Linked DNA regions of Homo sapiens: region 1 is linked to region 2. Evidence: chromatin contacts called from ENCODE Hi-C or POLR2A ChIA-PET data. All regions are on one chromosome and are shown on one strand. Each heading gives the region's core, a stretch centred on a gene start or an enhancer-like site at or near the end of the contact. The rest is flanking DNA. Distances are from core to core; before and after follow the strand shown.

The links. A loop is a pair of places that touch in the nucleus more often than their neighbours do. ChIA-PET counts read pairs that join two places held with the same protein, here RNA polymerase II (POLR2A). Pooled maps may share reads with other maps.
Region 1: a map with no recorded cell type shows a loop between it and region 2 (20-fold over the local background). The contact joins the promoter of TRUB2 here to the promoter of ENDOG in region 2. A Hi-C loop is called at or near these places in 3 of 37 single-sample maps with no recorded cell type and 11 of 50 pooled maps. POLR2A ChIA-PET finds 5 or more read pairs at or near these places in 1 of 52 experiments (Caco-2).

The regions. Positions count from the first base shown.
Region 1 is chr9:128,317,809-128,325,181 of GRCh38, forward strand. TRUB2 (TruB pseudouridine synthase family member 2) reads right to left here and starts at 4,639. Exons shown (of 8, transcript NM_015679.3): 1 at 4,492-4,639; 2 at 3,791-3,922. The coding sequence starts at 4,600. It overlaps COQ4 (coenzyme Q4), which reads left to right and starts at 5,031. Exons shown (of 7, transcript NM_016035.5): 1 at 5,031-5,120; 2 at 5,208-5,339; 3 at 7,335-7,373. The coding sequence starts at 5,051. RefSeq lists an enhancer at 4,339-4,878 and a silencer at 5,259-5,318.
Region 2 is chr9:128,812,696-128,820,147 of GRCh38, forward strand. ENDOG (endonuclease G) reads left to right here and starts at 5,805. Exons shown (of 3, transcript NM_004435.2): 1 at 5,805-6,490. The coding sequence starts at 5,990. KYAT1-SPOUT1 (KYAT1-SPOUT1 readthrough) reads right to left here. Exons shown (of 25, transcript NR_182311.1): 25 at 6,956-7,452. SPOUT1 (SPOUT domain containing methyltransferase 1) reads right to left here. Exons shown (of 12, transcript NM_016390.4): 12 at 6,956-7,452. RefSeq lists a silencer at 6,039-6,098 and enhancers at 6,203-6,768, 6,719-6,808.

The DNA.
Region 1 (7,373 bases), core at 3,389-5,888, 500 kb before region 2:
TATCAATGAGGATTGTACTTGGGGGAAGCTTAACACAATGCCTAGTACAGAGTGGCGACTCAATACATTATACTTCTTATTGTTACCATATAATAGAGTCATTGAATATCACAAGTCCAACGGGTTTTTGAGGTTTCTGGTCAAACCTCTAGATTCCCTGACACATGCCTTAATCACATCTAGTGATGGGGACACATTACCAGAACCAGTTCCATTGTTGGGCAACTTTATTCAGTAAAAAAATCACTCTTTCGGCTGGGCGCAGTGGCTCACACCTGTAATCCCAGCACTTTGGGAGGCCAAGGTGGGCGGATCACCTGAGGTCAGGAGTTCGAGACCAGCCTGGCCAACATGGTGAAACCCCATCTCTACTAAAAATACAAAAATTAGCTGGGTGTGGTGGCACACACCTGTAATCCCAGCTACTTGGGAGGCTGAGGCAAGAGAATAGCTTGAACCTGGGAGATGGAGGTTGCAGTGAGCTGAGATCACACCACTGCACTCCAGACTCCAGCCTGGGCAACAGAGCAAGACTCTGTCAAATAAATAAATAAATAAACTTATTCTTTCCCAGAAACCCAAAACCCCTACCTTAGGACTTCTACCTAGGGTCTCATTTCTCACCTGGAGTCCCAGAATAGAAAAAGGGTCAGCAAACTACAGTCCACAAGTCAAACCTGAAGACTGAAGACTGTTTTTTTTTTGTGTGTGTGTGTTTGCTTGTTTTGTTTTGTTTTGTTTTGAGATGGAGTCTCACTTTGTCACCCAGGCTGGAGTGCAGTGGCGCCATCTCAACTCACTGCAACCTCCACCTCCCAGATTCAAGCGATTCTCATGCCTCAGCCTCCTGAGTAGCTAGGATTACAGGCACCTGCCTCCATACCTAGCTAATTTTTTGTATTTTTAGTAGAGACGGAGTTTCATCATGTTGGCCAGGCTGGTCTTGAACTCTTGACCTCAAGTGATCCGCCTGCCTCGGCCTCCCAAAGTGCTGGGATTACATGAATGAGCCACCGCATCTGGCTTGTTTTTTGTGGCCTATGAGTTAAGAATGGTTTTTGCATTTTTCAGTGGTTCAAAATAAATCAAGAGACCAGTTGCAAGGGCTCACGCTTATAATCCCAGCACTTTGAGACGCCGAGGCAGGCAGATCACTTGAGCCCAGGAGTTCAATACTAGCATGGGCAACGTGACAAAACCCCATCTCTACAAAAAATACAAAAATTAGCCAGGCATGGCCGGGCGTGGTGGCTCACACCTGTAATCCCAGCACTTTGGGAGGCCGAGGCGGGTGGATCACGAGGTCAGGAGATCGAGACTATCCTGCCTAACATGGTGAAACCCCGTCTCTACTAAAAATACAAAAAATTAGCTGGGCGTGGTGGCGGGCGCCTGTAGTCCCAGCTACTCGGGAGGCTGAGGCAGGAGAATGGCGTGAACCCAGGAGGAGAAGCTTGCAGTGAGCCGAGATCGTGCCACTGCACTCCAGCCTGGGCAACAGAGCATGACTCCGTCTCAAAAAAAAAAAAAAAATTAGCCAGGCATAGTGGCCTGTGCCTGTAGTCCCAGCTACTCGGGAGGCTTAGGTGAGAAGACTGCTTGAACTCAGGAGGCAGAGGTTTCAGTGAGCCGAGATCTCACCACTGCCCTCCAGCCTGGGTGACAGAGTGAGACCCTGTCTCTAAATAAATAGAATACTACAGTTGTCCCTTGGTATCCAAGGGGATTGGGTCCAGGATCCCTTGCAGATACCAAAATTTGTAGATGTTCAAGTCCCTGATATAAAATGGCATAGTATTTGCATATAACCTAGGCATGTCGTCCCATATACCTTTTTTTTTTTTTTTTGAGGCAGAGTCTCACTCTTTCACCCAGGCTGGAGTGCAGTGGCACGATCATGGCTCACCACAACCTCTGCCTCCCAGGTTCGTGCGACTCCTCGTAACTCAGCCTCCTGAGTAGCTGGGATTACAGGTACGTGCTATCATGCCCAGCTAATTTTTACTAGAGACGGGGCTTTGCCATGTCTTGAACTCCTGACCTCAAGTGATCCGCCCACCTTGGCCTCCCAAAGTGCAGCGATTACAGGCGTGAGCCACCACACCTGGCCACTTTTTTTTTTTTTGAGACTGAGTCTCGCTGTGTCGCCCAGGCTGGAGTGCAGTGGCACGATCTCCGCTCACTGCAAGCTCCGCCTCCTGGGTTCACGCCATTCTCCTGCCTCAGCCTCTGGAGTAGCTGGGACTACAGGCGCCCACCACCACGCCCGGCTAATTTCTTTGTATTTTTAGTAGAGACAGGGTATCACCGTATTAGCCAGGATGGTCTCGATTTCCTGACCTCGTGATCCGCCCACCTCAGCCTCTTTATTTTTTTTGGAGACAGAGTCTCACTCTGTCACCCAGGCTGGAGTGCACTGGCACAGTCTCGGCTCACTGCAGCCTCTGAACTCCTGGGCTCAAGTGATTCTCCCACCTCAACCTCCCGAGTAGCTGGAACTACAGGCATATGCCACCCCACCTGGCTAATTTTTTTTTTTTTTTGAGACAGTTTCACTCTTATTGTCCAGGCTAGAGTGCAATGGCACAACCTAAGCTCACCGCAACCTCCGACTCCCGGGTTCAAGCAATTCTCCTGCCTCAGCCTCCTGAGAACCTGGGATTATAGGCATGTGCCACCACACCTGTCTAATTTTGTATTTTTAGTAGAGACGGGGTTTCTCCATGTTGGCCAGGCTGGTCTCGAACTCCCGACCTCAGGTGATCTGCTCGCCTCAGCCTCCCAAAGTGCTGGGATTACAGGTGTGAGCCACTGCACCCGGCCTTTTGTATTCTCTTGTAGAAGTAGGGTTTCCCCATGTTGCCCAGGCTGATGTTAAACTCCTAGGCTCAAGTAATCCACCGCCTCAGCTTCCCAAAGTGCTGGGATTACAAGCATGAGCCACCAGGCCTGGCCTTCCCATATATTTTAAATCATCTCTAGATTACCTTTTTTTTTTTGAGACGGAGTCTCGCTCTGTTGCCAGGCTGGCGTGCAGTGGCACAATTTCGGCTCACTGCAACCTCCGCCTCCCGGGTTCAAGTGATTCTCCTGCCTCAGCCTCCTGAGCAACTGGGACTACAGGCGCCTGCCACCACTCCCGGCTAATTTTTGTATTTTTAGTAGAGACGGGGTTTCACCATGTTGGCCAGGATGGTCTCGATCTCTTGACCTCATGATCCACCCTCCTCGGCCTCTCAAAATGCTGGGATTACAGGCGTGAGCCACCACGCCTAGCTAGATTACTTATAATGCCTAATATAATGCCTATGCATCACCTTGAGTGGATTCAACACAGTACTAGGTGCACAGCAAATTCAAGTTTTGCTTTTTGGAACTTTGTGTTTTTCTTCCCAAATACTGCCAATCTGAAGCTGGATCATGGGATGTGGAACTCATGGACTCAGAGGCAACTGTACTTAGTGACACGTGAAAATTACCTGAAGTTCAAATATGAATATTCATAAAGTTCTATTGGAATACAGCTAGGCTCATTCCTTTAGATACTGTCTATAGCTGTTTGGCACTACATTGGCAGAGTTGAGCAGTTCCAACGGAAATCACATGGCCTGAAAACTAAAACATTCAGTATCTGGCCCTTTCCAAGGAAATCTGCCAATTCCTGGTCTAATACCTCACTCCTCTGTGGACCTTCAAGGGCCTGGCACAGGAATCTGAGCACTGGGACACTGACTCGGCTCAGGGATTTCCTGGGAAGTGACACACAGGATCCTGCTTAAATCTGCCTTACCCAGTGGATGGTTGATGAAAGAGGGTACGCTGGTGGCTGTGAGGGTCAGCTCCTTCTCTTCGCTGCCTTCCATGGGGCCCAGCAAGAAGCGAACACGCTGTTTAGGAGCGGGAGGCTTCCTGGCATTGAGACCTGAACACACAGAGATAATATATACACACATACATACAAATATATGTACATATAAAATATTTTTTAAGAGACAGGGCCTCGTTCTGTAGCCCAGGCTGAAGTGCAATGGCGCCATCATAGCTCACTGTAACGTCAAACTCTTGGGCTCAAGCGATCCTCCTGCCTCAGCCTCCAGAGTAGCTGGGATTACAGGCGTGCACCACGATGCTGACCAGGAATATCTTGTTCTGTCCAAACACTTGGGGGATTAGACAACAGGGAAGTATGATGTAGAAGACAAAGCAGAAGCCCATGGTGCAGAGGGCAGTATAGCAGTAGTTAAGAAACAGGCGGATTCAAACAGACTCTACAACGTAGTAACCGTGTGACAAGGAACAATACTGAGTCAGTTTCCCCCTCGGAAAACAGAGGAAAGTGAGGAGTAAGAAAGCACAGAGAACAGGCGTTTGGGAAAGCGCTCTGCCCAGGTGAATAGGTCACGTGATTTTGTTTTGGGGTAAGGACCAGAAGCGGAGATGGACTTCCAAGAGAACGAGAGCGGGAACGTGGGTCTGGTTCGAGGCACTCACCCTTCAGAAGTTGTAGCTCCACTGTATCCCGCAGGTGCTTCCATTTTAGCCCCGGGGGCTTATAGACCGCGAAAAGCCCATGCAGCCGCGACAAGCCAGCAGACCCCATACTTGAAGATCACAGCACCCGCTGGACCTGGACGGAAGTACCGCCAGGCCCCGCCCCCAAATGTGGTCCTTTCCACGGGCGCCGCCATGTTCCACAGCCGGAAGAGGTTCGCATTTTATAGTCTTCGGGGAAAACCGGCTGTGGAGAAGGAAATAGGGCCCGGCGCTGAGTGAGCGTGGTTGCGTGTCCTTTGCAGACACTTTCTGGGGCGAGGTGACATGGCGAGAGTCTTGGATCGGTGGACGTAGACGGTAGACAGTTCGCGTGCGTTTCCTTCGCCTACTTGGCCTACATGCCTTCTGCCCGTGAAGCGATGTTTCCCCTCGAAAGGCCGTAGGCTACGCCGTCAGAATCGGTTTTTCAGTGAGTTTTGACCCCTCCGACGCTCCGTCGCCTGACAGAATCGCGGCGTTCTTCGTACCCGCCCATCCTCCGCGGACGCCCGCTGCCATGGCGACTCTGCTGCGCCCTGTCCTCCGTCGGCTCTGCGGGCTCCCGGGCCTACAGCGGCCTGCGGCAGGCAAGTGGCGCCGGGTTCTGGGCGCAGGCGGGAAGGAGCCTGAGGGCGCCCGGCTCCTCTGACCTCGGCCTTTTTCTTGCCCCGCAGAAATGCCCCTCCGGGCTAGGAGCGACGGCGCCGGCCCGCTATACTCGCACCACCTCCCCACCTCCCCGCTGCAGAAAGGGCTGTTGGCCGCCGGCTCCGCGGCGATGGCGCTCTATAACCCCTACCGCCACGGTAAGGCCGCCCGCGCCTCGCCCCCGTGGGGGCGGCTTGGAGCCGTTTCCTGTGGGTAACTGGAACATAGCCTAGGTCGGGGTACCCAAACCTGGTTGCAGCTCGTAACCACTCGGAACGTTTATGAAAATGCAGATTCCTGGATCCCACCTAAACGCACTGAATCTGAATCTGAATCTGCAGTGGAGGGAGAAATGGGCGTGAAACCGAAAGTCTGTCTTTAAACTACTTGGGAGAATCTGTCATGCAGCCATATTGAGAACATCTAGACTAAATAGATGATTCATAAGTACCGATCAGTTTATAATATCCTACTAGAAAGTCAACTCCGAGGTCGAGGACCATGTCTGCCTCGTTCCACTGCATCTGCAGCCTTCTGGATAGTGCCTGGCACATAGTAAATGCTCAATAAATGTTTGCTGGATGTGTGACTAGAACATTCTAGGGTTCTACAGTGTTTTTCTTATGCCTCCTAGATTTTTGAGTTCTGGGAAGTACTGTTATTCCTACTAACAAAAACAGGCTAGGCGCTATTATAGTGGCTCACGCCTATAATCCCTATCGGGGGGCCGAAGCGGGCAGATGGCTTGAGCTGAGGAGTTTGAAACCAGCCTGGGCAACACGGTGAATCCCCATCTCTACAAAAAAAAATACAAGAATTAATTGGGGCTGGTTGCATGCGGCTGTATTCCCAGGCTGAGGTGGAAGGACCATTTGAGCCGGGGAGTTCGAGACTGCAGTAAGTTGTGATTGCGCCATTGCACTCCAGCCTGGGCGACAGAGCGAGACCCTGTCTTAAACAAAAAATACACTATATCTCCATGTCCCCAGTGGTTTTTTGTTTGTTTTGTTTTGAGACACAGTATTGCTCTGTGGCCCACGCTGGAGTGCAGTGGCGCAATCTCAGCTCTATGCAACTTCCACCTCCCAGGTTCAAGCGATTCTCGTGCCTCAGCCTCCTGAGTAGCTGGGATTACAGGCCTGTGCGGCCTGGCTAATTGTTGTATTTTTAGTAGAGACGGGATTTTGCTATGTTGCCCAGGCTGGTCTCAAACTCCTGACTTCAGGTGATCCTCCCACCTCGGCCTCCCAAAGTGTTGGGATTACAGGCATGAGCCACCACGCCCGGCCAAGACCAGCGAATTTTTTAATTTTTTTGTAGAGACGGCGTCTTGCCACGTTGCCCAGGCTGCTCTGGAACTCTTGGCCTCAAGTGATCCTCCTGCCTCAGCCCCCCAGTGTTGAGATTACAGGTGTCAGCCGCTACACTTGGCCACTAAGTGTTATATATATATGATTTTCATGGTTTCTCACATTAACCAGCTAAGAAAGGTGTTGTCTGCACTTCACAAATTAAGACACTGAGGCTGAAAAATGTGAAGCAGGCCAGGCATGGTGGCTCACACCTGTAATCCCAGCAATTTGGGAATCCAAGGTGGGAGGATCACTTGGGGCCAAAGTTCAAGACCAGCCTGGGCAACATAGCAAGACCTCATCTCTACAGAAAATTTAAAAAACTAGCTGCATGCCTGTAGTCCTAGCAGTGAGCTATGATCACACCACTTCACTCCAGCCTGGGCAACAGAGCAAGACCCTGTCTCAAAAAAACAAAACAAAACAGAAATGTGAAGCAATTTGTACTAGGTCACCTAGATAGTGAACACACCTGGACTGTAGCCCAGCATCTCTGATGCCTAAGCCTCTACCAATCAATGGAGACATGATATTGTATTGTGAAAAGTGATTTATAAAATCTTTACAACGTTGTGCTAACTAGAGCTGTCCCGCCCCAGTAGATTAAGAATAAGAACTATAGATATGTATACTGATCCCTTGTTGTGTGCTGGGTAATTTGCTAAGTGTTTAGCCTGAATCCTTATAACAAAGAGCTAGACATCATCCCTAATTTATCCTGTAGGAAACAAAGGCTCAGACCAGGTCAGCTAACTTACCTAAGATGACATCCCCCATTTGTGCCCGTTTCTGTCCTTTCAGACATGGTCGCAGTTCTAGGGGAGACCACAGGACACCGCA
Region 2 (7,452 bases), core at 4,555-7,054:
TTATTTATTTATTTATTTATTTTTGAGACAGAGTTTTACTCTTGTTGCCAGGATGGAGTACAATGGCGCGATCTTGGCTCACTGCACCGTCCACCTCCCGAGGTCAAGCAATTCTCCTGCCTCAGCCTCCTGAGTAGCTGGGATTACAGGCGCCCGCCACCACACCCGGATAATTCTTTTTGGAAGTTTAGCAGAGATGGGGTTTCACCATGTTGACCAGGCTGGTCTTGAACTTCTGACCTCAGGTGATCCGCCCACCTCAGCCTCCCAAAGTGCTGGGATTACAGGCGTGAGCCACCACACCCAGCTGTATTTGTGTTTTAAGCTAACTGTTACTACAAAAGAGTCCAAAAGTTTAAAAAAATTAGAACATTTGTAGGCCAGGCACGGTGGCACGCCTGTAATCCCAGCACTTCGGGAGGCCTAGGTGGGCAGATCACGAGGTCAGGAGATGGAGACAATCCTGGCCAACATGGTGAAACCCCATCTCTACTAAAAATACAAAAGTTAGCTGGGTGTGGTGATGCCCGCCTCTATTCCCAGCTACTCGGGAGGCTGAGGCAGGAGAATCGCTTGAACCTGGGAGGCGGAGATTTCAGTGACCAGAGATGGCACCACTGTACTTCAGCTTGGTGACAGAGTGAGACTCTGTCTCAAAAAAAAAAATAAAATAAATAAAATAAAAATACAAAAATTAGCTAGGCGTGGTGGCAGGCACCTGTAATCCCAGCTACTCACTTGGAGACTGAGGCAGCAGAATCACTTGAACCTGGGAGGTGGAGGTTGCAGTGAGCTGAGATTGTGCCACTGCACTCTGGCCTGGGTAACAGAGTGAGACTCTGTCTCAAAATAAATAAATAAATAAATAAATAAATAAATAAAAACTCGTAAAGTAAAAGTTACAGTGGCTGGGCGCGGTGGCTCACACCTGTAATCCCAGCACTTTGGGAGCCCAAGGCGTGCAGATCACGAGTTCAGGAGATCGAGACCATCCTGGCTAACACAGTGAAACCCCGTCTCTACTAAAAATACAAAAAATTAGCCAGGTGTGGTGGCGGGCGCCTGTAGTCCCAGCTACTCGGGAGGCTGAGGCAGGAGAATGGCGTGAGCCCAGGAGGCGGAGCTTGCAGTGAGCCAAGATCGCGCCACTGCACTCCAGCCTGGGCAACAGAGCAAGATTCCGCCTAAAAAAAAAAAAAAAAGTAAAAGTTACAGTAAGCTAAGGTTTATTATTGAAGAAAGAAGTATTTCAAATAAATTTAGTGTAGCCTAAATATAGTGTTGATAAAGTCTACAGTAGCGTAGAGTAGACTTTGTTCTGGGCCTTCACATTCACTCCTCAGTGACCCACGCAGAGCAACTTCCTGTCCCAGAAGCTCCATTCATGGTAAGCGCTTTATACAGACAGGTGTATCATTCTTTATTTTTTATTATTATTACTTTTTTTTTTGAGACAAGAGTTTCTCTCTGTCACCCAGGCTTGAGTGCAGTGACACTACCTCGGCTCACTGCAACCTCTGCCTCCCGGGTTCAAGCAATTCTCCTGCCTCAGCCTCCCCAGTAGCTGGGAATACAGGTGTGTGCCACCACACCCGGCTAATTTTTGTATTTTTAGTATACACAGTGTTTCACCGTGTTGGCCAGGCTGGTCTTGAACTCCTGACATTGTGATCCACCTGCCTCGGCCTCCCAAAGTGCTGGGATTACAGGTGTGAGCCACCTAGCCTGGCATACTTTTTTTGGTTTGTTTTTTTTTTTGAGATAGAGTCTCGCTCTGTCGCCCAGGCTGGAGTGCAGTGGCACGATCTCAGCTCACTGCAACCTCAGCCTCCGGGGTACAAGGAATTCTCATGCCTCAGCATCCCAGGGTAGCTTGGATTACATATCTTTATGTGATGCATGATTATATTTGCAAACCATACATCTGATAAGGGGTTAATATCCAAGATATATAAGTACTTAAAACATCTCAGTAGCAGCTGGGCATGGTGGCTCATGCCTGTAATTCAAGCACTTTGGGAGGCGGAGGCGGGTGGATCACCTGAGGTCCGGAGTTCAAGACCAGCCTGGCCAATATGGTGAAACCCAGTCTCTACTAAAACTACAAAAATATTAGCCAGGAGTGGTGGTGGGTGCCTGTAATCCCAGCTACCCAGGAGGCTGAGGCACAAGAATCACTTGAACCCAGAGGCGGAGGTTGCAGTGAGCCGAGATCGTGCCACTGCACTCCAGCCTGGGTGACAGAGCAGGACTCTGTCTAAAAAACAAAAACAGAAACAAACAAAAATCTCAATAGCAAGAAAACAATGTGATTTAAACAACACGCAAAGGACCTGAATAGATATTTCTCAAAAGAAGACATACAGCACTTTGGGAGGCTGAGGCAGGCGAATCGCCAGGTGAAGAGATCAAGACCATCCTGGCCAACATGGTGAAACCCCGTCTCTACTAAAAATACAAAAATTAGATGGGCATAGTGGTGTGTGCTTGAACCCAGGAGGCGGAGGTTGCAGTGAGCCGAGATCGAGCCACTGCACTCCAGCCTGGTGACAGAGCCAGACTCTGTCTCAAAAAAAAATAAAAAAAGACATAAAAATTTCTGGCAACTATCTGAAAAAATGCTGAACAATGCATGGATCATCTGGGAAATGCAAATTAAAACCAAAATGAGATACCACCTCACACCTGTCAGAATGGCTTATAAAAAAAAGACAAGGCCGGGCGTGGTGGCTAACGCCTGTAATCCCAGCACTTTGGGAGGCTGAGGCAGGTGGATCACGAGGTCAGGAGTTCAAGACCAGTCTGGCCAACATAGTGAAACCCCATCTCTACTAAAAATACAACAAAATTAGCCGAGCGTGGTGGTGTGCACCTGTAATCCCAGCTACTCAGGAGGCTGAGGCAAGAGAATTGCGTCAACCTGGGAGGGGGAGGTTGCAGTGAGCCAAGATTGTGCCATTGCACTCCAGCCCAGGCAACAGTGCGAGATTCACCCTCAAAAAAAAAAGGAGATTCTGTCATTTGTGACAACATGGAAGAACCTAGAGGACGTTACGGTAGGTGAAATAAGCCAGGCACAGAAAGACAAACACGACATGGTTTCACTTATATTCGGAATGTAAAACAACTCATAGAGGTGGAGAGTAGAATGATGGTACCAGAGTCTGGGGATTGGTGGGAGTTGGGGCGGTGGGGAATGGGGAAATGTTGGTCAAAGGGTACAGTTTCAGCTAGACAGGAGGATTTTTTTTTTTTTAATTTGAGACGGGGGTCTTACTATGTTGCCCAGGCTGGTCTTGAACTCCTTGGTTCAAGCAATCCTCCCACCTTGGCCTCCAAAAGGGCTATGATTACAGGCCTAAGCCACCATACCCGGCCCAGGAATGTTTTTTTTTTAGAACTATAGCATGGTATGGCCAGGTGCGATGGCTCACACCTGTAATCCCAGCACTTTGGGAGACTGAGGTGGGTGGATCATCTGAGGTCGGGAGTTCGAGACCAGCCTGACCAGCATGGAGAAACCCTGTCTCTACTAAAAATACAAAAAATTAGCTGGGGATGGTGACACATGCCTGTAATCCCAGCTACTCGGGAGGCTGAGGCAGGAGAATCACTTGAACCTGGGAGGCAGAGGTTGTGGTGAGCCGAGATCACGCCATTGCACCCCAGCCTGGGCAACAAGAGCAAAACTCTGTCTCCAAAAAAAAAAAACACAAACTACAGCATGGTCACTATAGTTAATGTATATTTCAAAATTGCTGAAAGTAGCTGGGTATGGTGATACACCATAGCCTGTAGTCCCATTTACTCAGGAGGCTGAGGCCCACAGATCACTTGATCCCAGGAGGTCAAGAACAGCCTGGGCAACAAAGCAAGACCCTGTCCCATATTTTTTTTTGAAGCAGAGTCTCACTCTGTTGCCCAGGCTGGAGTGCAGTGGCATGATCTCGGCTCACTGCAACCTCCGCCCTCCAGGTTCAAGCAATCCTCTTGCCTCAGTCCCCCAGTAGGTGGGATTACAGGCACGGTCCACTATGCCCAGCTAATTTTTGTATTTTTAGTAGAGACAGGGTTTCGCCATGTTGGCCAGGCTGGTCTCAAACTACTGACCTCAGGAGGGCTTAGTGGCTCATGCCTGTAACTTTGGGAGGCCAAGGCAGGAGGATCACTGGAGGCCAGGAGTTCAAGACCAGCCTGGACAACATAGCGAGGCCCCATCTCTATAAAAAATTTAAAAGTTAGCCAGGCATCATGATATGTGTCTGTGGTCCTAGCTACTCGGGAGGGTGAGGCAGGAGGATGGCTTGAGCCCAGGAGGTCAAGGCTGCAGTGAACTGTGATCTTGCCACTGCACTCCGTGTGGGTGACAGCACAAGACCTTATTTTCCTTAAAGGAAAAAAAAATGCTAAGAGTGGCTGGGTTGGGTGGCCCATGTCTATAACCCCAGCACTTTGGGAGGCCAAGGTGGGTGGATCACAAGGTCAGGAGTTAGTTCGAGACCAGCCTGGCCAACATGGTGAAACCCATTCTTTACTAAAAGTACAAAAATTAGCTGGGCGTGGTGGCGCGCGCCTGTAGTCCCAGCTACTCAGGAGGCCGAGGCACGAGAATCGCTTGAACCAAGGAGGCGGAGGTTGCAGTGAGCCTGGGCGACAGAGCGAGACTCCGTCTCAAAAAAAAAAAAAAATTAGCTGGGCCTGGTGGTGCGCGCCTGTAATCCCAGCTACTTCAGAGGCTGAGGCAGGAGAATCACTTGAACCTGGGAGGCAGAGGTTCCACTGCGCGGAGATCACGCCATTGCACTCCAGCCTGGGCAATAGAGTGAGACTCCGTCTCAAAAAATAAAAGTCCTTAACCAGTCCATATTTCTGAATATTTTGCTTATTCCTGCCGGCAGTGTAATACTCTGGTGAATATTTGCGTTCGAGATCCTTGCATTCCCGAGATTTCCCCAGCTCAGCCCTCTGCGTGGGTTGAACGGTATGAACCTTTTTAAGGCTTCGCTTGTACTGTACTGTCAAGCTGTTTTTTGGAATATTCGCCCCAGGTTTCTGTTCCAGCCAGCAGCCAGCATCAGCCGTCTGCATCCTTGTCCTCAAACTGCTGTTAATTAAAATCTTTGCCAATCTGGGCCGGGCGCGGTGGCTCACGCCTGTAATGCCAACACTTTGGGAGGCCGAGGCCGGCGGATCGCCTGAGGTCGGGAGTTTGAGACCAGCCTGACCAACATGGAGAAACCCTGTCTCTACTAAAGATACAAAATTAGCCGGGCGTGGTGGCGCATGCCTGTAATCCCAGCTACTTGGGAGGCTGAAGCAGGAGAATCGCTTGAACCTGTGAGGCGGAGGTTGCAGTGAGCCGAGATCACGCCATTGCACTCGAGTCTGGGCGACCAGAGCGAAACTCCGTCTCAAAAAAAAAAAAAAAAAAAAAGAAACCTTTGCCAATCTGGTAGAATTGCGGGGCTTATTTTATGGTGTCATGGAGGATAGCCTAGGGCCAGATATACCTGGGGCCCTGTGCCTGCTCTGCGAACTAGGAGCTCACTCTCCGAGCGGTGTAGAGGGTGAGACTAAGCAGTGACAGTAAAAGCTTTCGACAGTGCTTGACCCTTCCGCGGAGCGTATTAAGCAGGAGCTCCCTGCGCAGGCGCAGAGGAGAGAGTGTCTCCCACCCCACGACCAGCAGGGGGCCTGCGAGGCGGGTGCGGAGCCAGGCCTGATGGTGGCCAATCGCGAGCTGAGGCGACGATGCCACGCCCCTCATACCGGCGTCTTAAATGCGCAAAGAAAGGACGCCGGGGACACCCGGTTGGGCTCTGCTGCTCCCTTCTGGGTTCCGAGGCCCAAGCCCTTGGCAGTGTTTGTGAGTGGAAGGGAGGTCACGCTATCGTCCGCGGCCCCAGCAGCCCTGTGCCCTCGTTGGATCCCGCGACGCGGCTCCTTTAAGAGCCTCGCGGGTCGCCCGCCGCTAGGTCGCTCCCCGGCCATGCGGGCGCTGCGGGCCGGCCTGACCCTGGCGTCGGGCGCGGGGCTGGGTGCGGTCGTCGAGGGCTGGCGGCGGCGGCGGGAGGACGCGCGGGCGGCGCCGGGACTGCTGGGCCGGCTGCCCGTGCTGCCCGTGGCGGCGGCAGCCGAGTTGCCCCCTGTGCCCGGGGGACCCCGCGGCCCGGGCGAGCTGGCCAAGTACGGGCTGCCGGGGCTGGCGCAGCTCAAGAGCCGCGAGTCGTACGTGCTGTGCTACGACCCGCGCACCCGCGGCGCGCTCTGGGTGGTGGAGCAGCTGCGACCCGAGCGTCTCCGCGGCGACGGCGACCGGCGCGAGTGCGACTTCCGCGAGGACGACTCGGTGCACGCGTACCACCGTGCCACCAACGCCGACTACCGCGGCAGTGGCTTCGACCGCGGTCACCTGGCCGCCGCCGCCAACCACCGCTGGAGCCAGAAGGCCATGGACGACACGTTCTACCTGAGCAACGTCGCGCCCCAGGTAGCGCCCGCGCCCCGGGCCGGTCGCGGAATGCGGGGCCGGCGCCTGGCCTCGCGGGGCCTCGGTTTGTTCTTCTGCAGAACGGGGCAGCTGCCCAACGCGCCCCCGGTCAGGCATCGCAGTGACATCCCGTGGCGGGAGGGAGGAGCACTGGGCTCCAGGCACAGGGTCTGCAGGCCGACCAGGGCTTGAGCTTCAACTGCGAACCCTGGGCACCTCCCTGAGCGTCGCTTTCCTCGTCAAAAAAATGGGGATAATACCGTTATTCACCTTCCTCCTGCGGTAGTGATGAGGCGCTGAGGCTCACAGAGGCAAAGTGACGGGCACAGTGTCACACAGCAGAAGAAGGCTGTCTGTTGTAGAACCGCAGCGCCCAACCTATTGGGCACCAGGGTGCGGTTTCGTGGAAGACAGTTTTTCCACGGCTTGGTGGGTGAGGGCGGGTTTCAGGATAATTCAAGTGCGTTACATTTATGTACATTTTATTTCTATTATTATTACATTGTAACATATAGTGAAATATACAACTCACAGTAATGTAGGATCCGTGGGAGCCCTGAGCTTGTTTTCCTGCAACTAGACAGTCCTATCTGGAGGTGATGGGCAACAACGACAGATCAGGCATTAGGTTTTCAAAAGAAGCGCGCAACCTCCTCACATGCGCAGTTCACCATAGGGTTCCAGCTCCTATGACAATCTCCAGCCGCCACTGATCTGACAGGAGGCGGAGCTCAGGCTGCTGTGGGATCAATGGGGGGGTGGCTGTAAATACAGATGAAGCTTCCCTTGCTCGCCTGCTGCTCACCTCCTGCTGTGTGGCCCGGTTCTGGTACCGGTCTGTAGCCCAGGGGTTGGGGACCCCTAGTCTATAAAACCGTGAGCCTCCAGACATTGTCCTACCCTGCCTGCCTTCAGGCAGTTTCGAGGCAGACACCTGGCCCACGATCAGGTTGTTAGTGCCA